Regions from separate parts of the Homo sapiens genome. Here regions 1 and 2 are each linked to region 3. A link is a contact called in ENCODE Hi-C or POLR2A ChIA-PET data. All regions are on one chromosome and are shown on one strand. Each heading gives the region's core, a stretch centred on a gene start or an enhancer-like site at or near the end of the contact. The rest is flanking DNA. Distances are from core to core; before and after follow the strand shown.

The links. A loop is a pair of places that touch in the nucleus more often than their neighbours do. ChIA-PET counts read pairs that join two places held with the same protein, here RNA polymerase II (POLR2A). Pooled maps may share reads with other maps.
Region 1: a loop to region 3 is called in a pooled map, with 1.9 times the contacts of the local background. The contact joins two enhancer-like sites. A Hi-C loop is called at or near these places in 2 of 168 maps with a recorded cell type or tissue (GM12878 and endothelial cell of umbilical vein) and 6 of 50 pooled maps. POLR2A ChIA-PET finds 5 or more read pairs at or near these places in 4 of 52 experiments (CD8-positive, alpha-beta memory T cell, activated B cell, activated T-cell and 1 more).
Region 2: a pooled map shows a loop between it and region 3 (2.4-fold over the local background). The contact joins two enhancer-like sites. A Hi-C loop is called at or near these places in 10 of 168 maps with a recorded cell type or tissue (B cell, CD4-positive, alpha-beta T cell, CD4-positive, alpha-beta memory T cell and 5 more), 16 of 37 single-sample maps with no recorded cell type and 16 of 50 pooled maps. POLR2A ChIA-PET finds 5 or more read pairs at or near these places in 11 of 52 experiments (B cell, CD4-positive, alpha-beta T cell, CD4-positive, alpha-beta memory T cell and 8 more).

What each region holds. Positions count from the first base shown.
Region 1 is chr14:68,733,053-68,736,111 of GRCh38, reverse strand. It overlaps LOC105370547 (a long non-coding RNA gene), which reads right to left. Exons shown (of 4, transcript XR_007064227.1): 3 at 1,973-2,166. It also overlaps the pseudogene RNU6-921P. Among named protein-coding and RNA genes, the nearest start is that of RAD51B-AS1, 49 kb to the right of the region's middle. Within about 2 kb of position 1,736, at least 11 of the 41 ENCODE cell types and tissues checked have a DNase peak (open chromatin) inside an H3K27ac peak, as active enhancers do.
Region 2 is chr14:68,274,240-68,277,052 of GRCh38, reverse strand. The region is part of intron 7 of RAD51B (RAD51 paralog B); the gene reads right to left. Among named protein-coding and RNA genes, the nearest start is that of RAD51B-AS1, 410 kb to the left of the region's middle. RefSeq lists an enhancer at 1,412-1,461. Within about 2 kb of position 1,437, at least 4 of the 41 ENCODE cell types and tissues checked have a DNase peak (open chromatin) inside an H3K27ac peak, as active enhancers do; they include B cell and GM12878, where a contact is called at or near this core.
Region 3 is chr14:68,494,046-68,497,119 of GRCh38, reverse strand. It overlaps a transcript of RAD51B not described here. Among named protein-coding and RNA genes, the nearest start is that of RAD51B-AS1, 190 kb to the left of the region's middle. Within about 2 kb of position 1,544, at least 4 of the 41 ENCODE cell types and tissues checked have a DNase peak (open chromatin) inside an H3K27ac peak, as active enhancers do; they include B cell and GM12878, where a contact is called at or near this core.

The sequences.
Region 1 (3,059 bases), core at 487-2,986, 240 kb before region 3:
ACATAATTACCGTTTCCTTTGTATGATTTTTTTTTTAACTTCAGCCCAATTCCAGGCCTCCTTGTTTAAAACAAAACAAAACAGTGCTCGCTTTGGCAGTGCATGTACTAAAATTGGAACAGTACAGAGAAGATTAGCATGGCCCCTGAGCAAGGATGACACGCAAATTTGTGAAGCATTCCATATTTTTTAAAATGAAAAAGTAATAAAACAAAACAAAACAAAGCTTTCAAAACTTAACATTTCTGTGGCGTCTTCCCTGAGTTAATGTAAACAGCCATGGCGATGGGTGCTGCCTGATGGTGAAGCTCCCCTGGACTTGGGTGGCCTTAGCAACCGTTCTGCAGGTATCTCTGGGACATTCTTTTTTTTTTCTTTTTTTTTTTGAGTTGGAGTCTCGCTCAGTTGCCCAGGATGGAGTGCAGTGGTGTGATCTCAGCTCACTGGAACCTCTGCCTCCCGGGTTCAAGTGATTCTCCTGCTTCAGCCTCCAGAGTAGCTAGGACTACAGGCATGCGCCACCATACCCAGCTAGTTTTTGTATTTTTAGTAGAGACAGGATTTCACCATGTTGGCCAGGCTGATCTCGAACTCCTGACCTCAAGTGATCTGCCTGCCTTGGCCTCCCAAAGTGCTGGGATTACAGGCGTGAGCCACCATACCTGGCCATCTCTGGGACATCCTTGAGCATCCCATATCTGTCTGCTGTTGTTTGGGCCTGTCATTCTGTGCTCAGTAGATATGGCAATGTGTCATCCAATAATTGATTCCTTACCAACTTTTTGGTTTTTTTCTGAGATGGACTTTTGCTCCGTCACCCAGACTGGAGTGCAGTGGTGTGATCACAGCACATTGCAGCCTCAACCTCCCAGGCTCAAGCGGTCCTCCTGTCTTAGCCACCCTAGTAGCTGGGACTAGAAACACACACTACCAAATCTGAGGACAAAAAAAATATTTTTGTAAATGCGGGGTGTCACTGTGTTGCCCAGGCTAGCCTTGAACAACTGGGCTCAAGCAGTCCTCTCGTCTCAGGCTCCTGAGGTGTTGGGATTATAGGCATGAGCCACCGAGCCCGGCCCCTTACCAACTTTAAGTTCTTCAGTTATCTCTTGGTCTTTTCCTCTGCAGATAAGTAATCTTAATTCCCATAATTAATTTTATAACCCAATCAACACAACTTCTTTTGAAATCACTGCATCCATCTCTCCTAATTTTTTAGAGTCTCCATTTTATAATGAGTGGCTAAGCCCTGAGTACCTAGAGACTGATGAAAAGATTGCATGGTTTATCTCTGCCTCTCTGCTTAGATTCCTGTTTAATAATCATTAAATCTCTCACGTGTCACTTCTATTTACAGTATACGGAGCACCACCATGTCTCTTATCTCAGGCCATCAGCCCTTCTTAGTGATCTTATTATTTCCACTGATTCAGGTTAAGCTTGGCCTACTGTGGGCTTTATTTAGATCATCTTTATTATACCTGTGGGTAGATTTTGCAAGCAGGCCCTAGCACAGGTTCACTTGTGGGTTTCCTTTTAAAAGGTCAGTGTGAAACAGGAAATGTGACTAAGAAAATCTTCTTCCTCCATGAAGCCTCACTTCATTAACTGGAAGAAAAGCTCCTATCCTGTCTCCCCCCAAACTTGCTCATGGCCCAGACACATTTCAAAACAGCACATATTTCCCAAAACACTGACACGTGCATTCTAAGGCTCGTGTGTGCGGTGAGTGGTTCTTTGTCAAGTTCGTTCTGTGAAGGGGCCCTGTCGTCACACCGATCACTGTTCTTCAGATATCTGAGGATGTGCAGGGGCCTGAGGGACCTGGAAACCTGGTGGCTGAGCAATGAGGAGAGTGGAACCCATGGTTGGAACAGTTGGCCATCCTCATGCGGATAGGGGCAGAGCCAGAATGGGAATCAAGGTCTCCTGACTCCCCGGCCACATTAACCCAAGTAAACCCCATGTCTACCTCCTTAGCTTCCGGAGTCCCCTGCATCTTCCTCCTTGTGGGACACAAGCCAGGTACAGTTGCAGGGTGGACATGTGGTTTCCAAACAGGATGCTGGGCAAATTAATCTGGGATTCCTGATTGGGGTTCTTTAGGAGGCAGTAGTGGCTACCCTTTAGATCATCTGGTTTGTGACCTTGTTTCAGTTTTCTCATCTATAAAATAGAAAAATAATAGTACTTATGATGAGGTAAAAATAAATGAATACACATAAAACACTTAGAACAGTCTTGCTGTGTGATCACTCCATAGCATTAGTGATTATTATTCTGGTGGGTTGGTTAGCTTTCCTCCATTCTATTCAGTTCAATGGGGGTTTGGCATCAACCACAGGCTTTGCCGGGGCTGTGAAAATGGCCACATTGAGGCTCCACCTTAACCCTGGCCAGCCTCCCAACAGCCAGCCATTTGTCTTAAGAAGAGCTGAAAGAAATAATCTAATGGCGCAATGCAAAGTCAACACTGATGGGGCTGAGGGGTGTCTTTTCGGACAAGACGTGCAGTGGGGAGCCCACCTGTGAGTTGGCCTGTTTCACGGCTGCGTGCGGTGCCCACTCCTCACAGACTCTGAGTGAGTGGCAAGGTGGGCCCGGAGTCAATTCTGGCTTGGCAATGGATACTGTTACTGAGGGCATGGGTTGAGGCACAGGAGCTTGGGGCTCCAGATGCTTGGAGTAAATGTGAAAAGGGAGTGTGGGATGATGTGAGTGGGAGCTGTGGATGGGTTCAAGCGTGCTGAGTCCTGGCTTGACTCACCCTTCCAGCTTCTGCTGTAACTGTCAGTGCCTTTGTCTGCATGCTGGGAAATCCCTGAGTGCTGGGTTAAACCCCAACCCTAAAAGGCACGTAGACACTTCTCCTGAGCTTTGAGTTGCTTCATTCTGCCCAGCAGCTTCCTGAAAATGTAGTCTTGCCACACCAGAGGAAGGATAGACCCATAGCTGTGGGGGACCCTGTGTCAGCAGGATTTACTACCGGGTGAGCTGGGGCTGCAACAGCACGTGTGAGCAACTTAACAGGGCTGATGGTTTTTCAACAAATTTTTAAA
Region 2 (2,813 bases), core at 188-2,687, 220 kb after region 3:
AAAGTTTATATTTAAGGCTTCCTTCCCTAACACTCACCATGTTCTCTCCGTCCTGAGTACTCCATAAGCTTTGTACACTCATCTTTTCAAGTGCAGCTAAAAGTGGGACCTGCTCCCCGACATCCTTTTCCCAGTAGCCAGTACTACCTCGGAGGGCTTTGAGGGCCCAAGACCCCATCCCTGTGCCATCCACCACTGCTCATAAATCTACACAGTCCTTTCTTCCCTACCCTCTTTCTGATGAACTAAGTCTTAAATATGTCTTACAGATGACTTTTGCTACAGAGCTGTGTATTTTTGAGGGAAGGCCCCTGCTGACATACCAATTGCACTAAAGCAGTTGCTCTGAAGTGGTGGGGACGGGTTTTGAATCTAGTTCTTCTCACTCCAGTTCCATACTAATTCCCCTACACATTCTTTTCCTTCCTCTTCTGAAATAGAAAACCTGGCTCAACATGTGACTGACAGACTCCCCTGTAGATACTGGAAGCATAGTTGAAATAAAAGCTGAATATCTCAGAAAACAAAATTACTCAAGTAATTAATTATTAAAATTAAAAATGTTATGAAAATACTTATTAAATACAAATCGTGGTTAAAACAAAGATAAGACTGATATTTTTCTGTTTAAAAAAAAAGTAAAATGAGTACGCAAATGAGCTAAAATGAAATGTAGCAAGTAATCCATGAAAAGAGGATGGATGGGAAGCTAGGAGATGGGAAGGTATGACTTCTCAATGGGAGACTCAGGGGAGGAGTCATTTGATCTGGGCCTTGAAGGAAGGGCCCAATTTGGACATTGAGAGTTATGTGGAAGGTCATTCTAAATGGCAGAAGAGGCCCCTATATTATGATAATTTGGATCTGCAGAGTATTTCAGAGGAGGAACTCTGGAATACTGGAAGTCATTAACAAGGTGACCAATCTGTCTCTTTCTATAATAACAGCACAGGTATTTATACCAGGGATTCATCTGTCTCAAAAAAGGAGCTCTTTGAAAAGCATGAAAACAGGCTCCCAGCTGGGAGACACTGGAGAGGACTTCCTTCTCCTGTTCACCTGCATCTCATGTCTGCATGATCCAACTTTACAGGAAGTAGAAGCAAGATGTCTACATAATCTCCTCCTACCACTGAACTTGGTTCCTACAGGACAGGTTCTTGCAGTAAGGACAAAAAAATAGAAATAACATGTCAGCTGAGAATTCAAGGGTGTGTGTGTGTGTGTGTGTGTGTGTGTGTGTGTGTGTGTGTGTGTGGAGAGCTAGTTTCAAACTGTATTTAGAAGCTAAATTCTGCTACAACACATCAAAGAATATCAGGCCCCATTACAGAGGAAAGGAAAAGCCCTAATTTGCATGCAACAGGGTTTAGGAAAAATTTTTATGAAAGACTTCTCTAAGGGGGTAAAAACTAAAACAAAACAGCAACCAAAAAGTCCTCAAATGACTGTGTGACTGTGTGTCATCCATGCGTATCCTGATAGCTTCTCGCCAATTCCCTCGCAGGCAGGAGAGACCCCACTGGACTTCAAAATTTTCCTACCCTAGAGAAAGGAGGCATTATAAACCAAAGCAGAGTCCCCTTATTTGTTCCACTACTTTTTTTTTTTAAGTCCACTTTTTCTGCCAGTTACTTTTCAACATGACTGACAAGAATGCTTTCCACTTTTCCATTATGTTTTCAAAGCCAACAGCAAAGCTCAACTAGAGGTTCAAATAAAAATTTTAATCAATACAACTATAAGAATGTTACTTTCATATAAATTTAGTCAGTTCTCAGGTAGCACATGAGGGTCACAGAGAAACTCCCTGACTCTAACACAGACTTGGAAATGAGGAAAATAAGATGGCCTTCTGGAGTTAAACTGCATAATAATCAGCACTCACTGGCACAGGACAGAACTGCAGAATGAAAGGACAGAATATATGTCTCATTAAACAATGGATCTAGGCAATGATCATCAATGGGTGCTAAAACCAGTAGGTGAAAAGTTGACAGAAATCTTGGTCATGGGAAGAAGATCAGGCTGCCACTATCCCGAACCACTGATCAACTTAATCACCATTAAAGGTGATATAGTCAGACATTATTGCCTTGTGACATGATAAAATAGGAAGTACTAGCACCACCTATAGAGTGTTTTTGCCTAAAAAGAAAAAACAAAACAAAACCCTCTAAACCCTAATCTAATCAAACCTTAGCAGCAACCACCAGTTTATGGGAAATATAAGATCTAGCAGAACAAGTTAAAAGGACGTGGTGAAGAAGCCATCAGCCAAATCTAGAATATAGGGCATTTGATATCCAATTTCTCCAAATAATTAATGTCACAAATAAAAGGAGAGTAAGGAAGTAATTATTTCTGACATAATTATTAATTATTTGTGACATTATTTGTGACATTTATTATTTTATTCTGGGAAGTACTCCAGAATAAAAGAAAGTAAAAGGATATAACAACCAAATGCAATTTATGGACCTTATTTAGGTCCTTATTTAAACTAATCAACTGTAAAAGGATATCTTTGAGACAATCAGGGAAATCTGATTTTGGGCTGGGTATTGGATGATATTAATGAATTGTTAATTTTGTTAGGTGTAGTAAAGGCAAGGCATTATGGTTTCATATGCCCTTATCGATTTAAAGATAGGAGATGTGGGTAGAGAAATGTGTGTTCCAGAGATAAATTTTAAAATGCAAACAAGAAAGGAAGGAAGAAAGTAAATGTAATCATGGTACATTTTGTAGCTCTGCCATGAATGCTTACATTGTCACAGTAATGTAAATATTAACTGAATATTATGATATAA
Region 3 (3,074 bases), core at 295-2,794:
AAGAAGAAAAAGAACATGAGTGTCAAGATACCTAGAAAAAGATGTTGAAGGCTTGCATAAAGCCTACTGAGGCTAAAACTGTTGTTTATTGAAGTTATGGGGAAAAAAGTTCATGCCCCCATTCTGTTTGTTCCAACCTCATTTGAAGAGTTGAGAGAGAACTTGTAGTTTCGTGCTTCTAGAACAGAAAAGATTTGGAATTTCAAAGAGAAAAATGCCCATAGGGAGAACTGGGGACATGGAGATGCCCTGTGTTAACTAGGGCAGAAAGTTGTAGTCTGTTGATGGAACTGTCATTTACTCATGCACCTGAACCCTTGAAGTCATTCATGAGGGTGGAAATCAGCTTCTTCCAAGCTCCTGTTAATGTTGATATTTTGACCTCCTCCTATGAATCACGAATGTTCTTAATGGAATTCATTCATTCACTGCATATGGTCCTGCCATGCGCCAGAAGGCAATAGGCCAGGCCACTGGATGGAGAAGACCCCATCCCTGCCTTGCTGCATAAGCAGCTCAGTGAAAAAGCCAGGCAGACATACCAGGAACATCACAGCCATACGGCAAGTGCTCAGACAGAGGTATCAGGCCATGGGAGCACCAAGGAGTCACTGCATCTGGGCCCTGTCAGAGGTGGGGACAGTGGACCCCAGTGTTAAAGGAAGATGGTGACAGGAGACCAGCATTACAGGCAAGTAAGCACAGCATCCACATTGGCCCAGAGGCATGGACACAGGTGGCATATCTGGGGAACACTGCTGCAGAGAGGAGAGGAGGGAATATGGCTACAAGAGGAGAGGAGGCTGCCGGGGCAAGTTGGGGCCAGGCTGGAAAGGGTCTTACATTTGACCCATTTTTTCCGGTGACTTTTTCCTTTTTATAGGAACAACAGCCAAATATTTGTCATAAATCATTTTCCTTCATCCTGTCAGTAGCCCCCTTTTACCGATGAATACACTGAGGTTCAAAAAGGTTAAGTAATTCCAAAGAGGGATGGACACATCACCGTTTGTGCATGTTTGACACACTGTTTGTCAATGACTGAGTGGTTACTGCTGGGGGAAGGCAGGATGGAAGGATGGGACCAAAAGGACAAAGGCGGCTTTAATTGCATCAGTAACATTTCATTTCTTAAGCTGGGTTTCGGTACATGGATGCTCTTTGTGCCTTTTTGTGTGAAATTTTCATAATGACTCTTAAAGCCACTGGACTTGCGTGTTAGGGCAGCATCTTTGCTTGAAAGGAGGCAGTGTCTGAGGCTGAGGGTCCCTTGAGAACACAGGGGCAGCCCTTAATATCCAAATGCTTGATGGGTTTTTCACTGTGGTTAAGAGGTAAGTCACTATTTATTCCACCTAGTCAAGGCCTCAGAGCTGACACTTCTACAGAAAAAGCAGGACAGACAGGTTTGATTCTCCTGGTTCCCTTGAGCAGGAACTGAATGTTTCCCATCTAGGGGCATATGAGCAGAGAGGAAGGGGTCTGAGCCCCACAGTGTGTCGTCAGTTACCACTTCTACGCGCTTGGCAGCCCGTGCTTCGAGTTCCTTTTCAACTGCGTTTCCCTTCAAGTTAACACTGCTTCCTCCGCTAGAGCATCCTGCCCCTCCAGCCTAGCCCTGAGAAGGAGACCCAGCCCCCTGCCTTCCTGGCATGCAGAACTTAAAACAAGAGCTCTCTGCCATCGGACATCCTTACCATTTCCAGCTATTGAGTATAATCAGGTGTGCCAGGATCTGATTTCAAAGCCAAAAGCAAAGGGGCTCGGAGGAATCCTCTCTCGGTTGCGCCAGTGGAAGACAAAGGGGTCTGAACAAACAGGATGCACTGAGAGCTGTAGAGAGCACTCCCCAGCAAGTGGGGTGGGCAGGATGCAGGGTTGGAATAGTTGACCTGTAAGCCTGGGTGTTGGCATGTGAGGCAGTCATGCCCAGGAGAAGCAAGGCAGGGCATGAACAGATGCTGATTCATCTGACAGCCTCTCTGGATGGTTCCTGGTAGACAGTCATGCTCTTCCAGGGCCCAGGGAGTTATATAATCTCTGCCTGAATAGAAGATCCCGACTCTGGCCGTTCACCTTGCAGAGAATGCTGACATTTCTAGAAATCAGAGAAAACCCACTATGCCTTGTAGGGCAGATGAGCAGTACTCAGGAATCTACAAGCGAGTCAGAACTGATGCGCTGTGGAGCTGGAGAAGACCCACTGGTTGCACCCCAATGTCTGGGTCCTGATGGATCCATTTTTTTCTGTCCCTGTTTCTATCTCTTATCACATACTCTGCTTGCTGGGCTTGGGAACCTACATCTAGTAAACTTTCCCGATCATTAACTGGATAAAGAGTTAAAAGTCATTCCAGAGAACACGACCCTTCTTGGGAGGCTATAGTCCGAGGGAAAATTTCAGTATTTCCTTTCTCTTTCTCACTGCCCTCATTTTTATATGGCAGGAATTGGAGATGAAAACAAATGTAACAAACCCGACTTGAAGGCAAACAAAGATCATCAAAGGCAACAAGAATAGGAAGCAGCTTACAGTGGAAAGAAAGTGCCCATCTAGACTGACGCCTCACTGATGGTGAAACTTAGTGGTGCTGCCCCAGTTCACCGTCTTTCAGAGATAGCCTTGTTGGTGTTTTCAACCGGGGGTGCTTGGAGTATTGCCCACAGACACCTCTGACTGTTAGAGTGCCTCGGGGAATGCTCCTGGCATTTTCTGGATGAGGCTGCAAGTACAAATGTCCTCCAGTACACAGGATAGTCACAAAACCGAAGAACTACCCCCACCCTTTTTCTAATAGAGCAGTACTGGTGAAATTGGTCATTTTTTTTTTTTTTTTTTTGAGACGGAATCTCACTCTGTCGCCCAGGCTGGAGTGCAATGGCGTGACCTCAGCTCACTACAACCTCTGCCTCCCAGGTTCAAGGGATTCTCCTGCCTCAGTCTCCTGAGTAGCTGGGATTACAGGCATGTGCCACCATGCCCAGATAATTTTTTTTTGTATTTTTAGTAGAGACAGGGTTTCACCATGTTGGCCAGGCTGGTCTCAAACTCCTGACCTCAACTGATCCGCCTC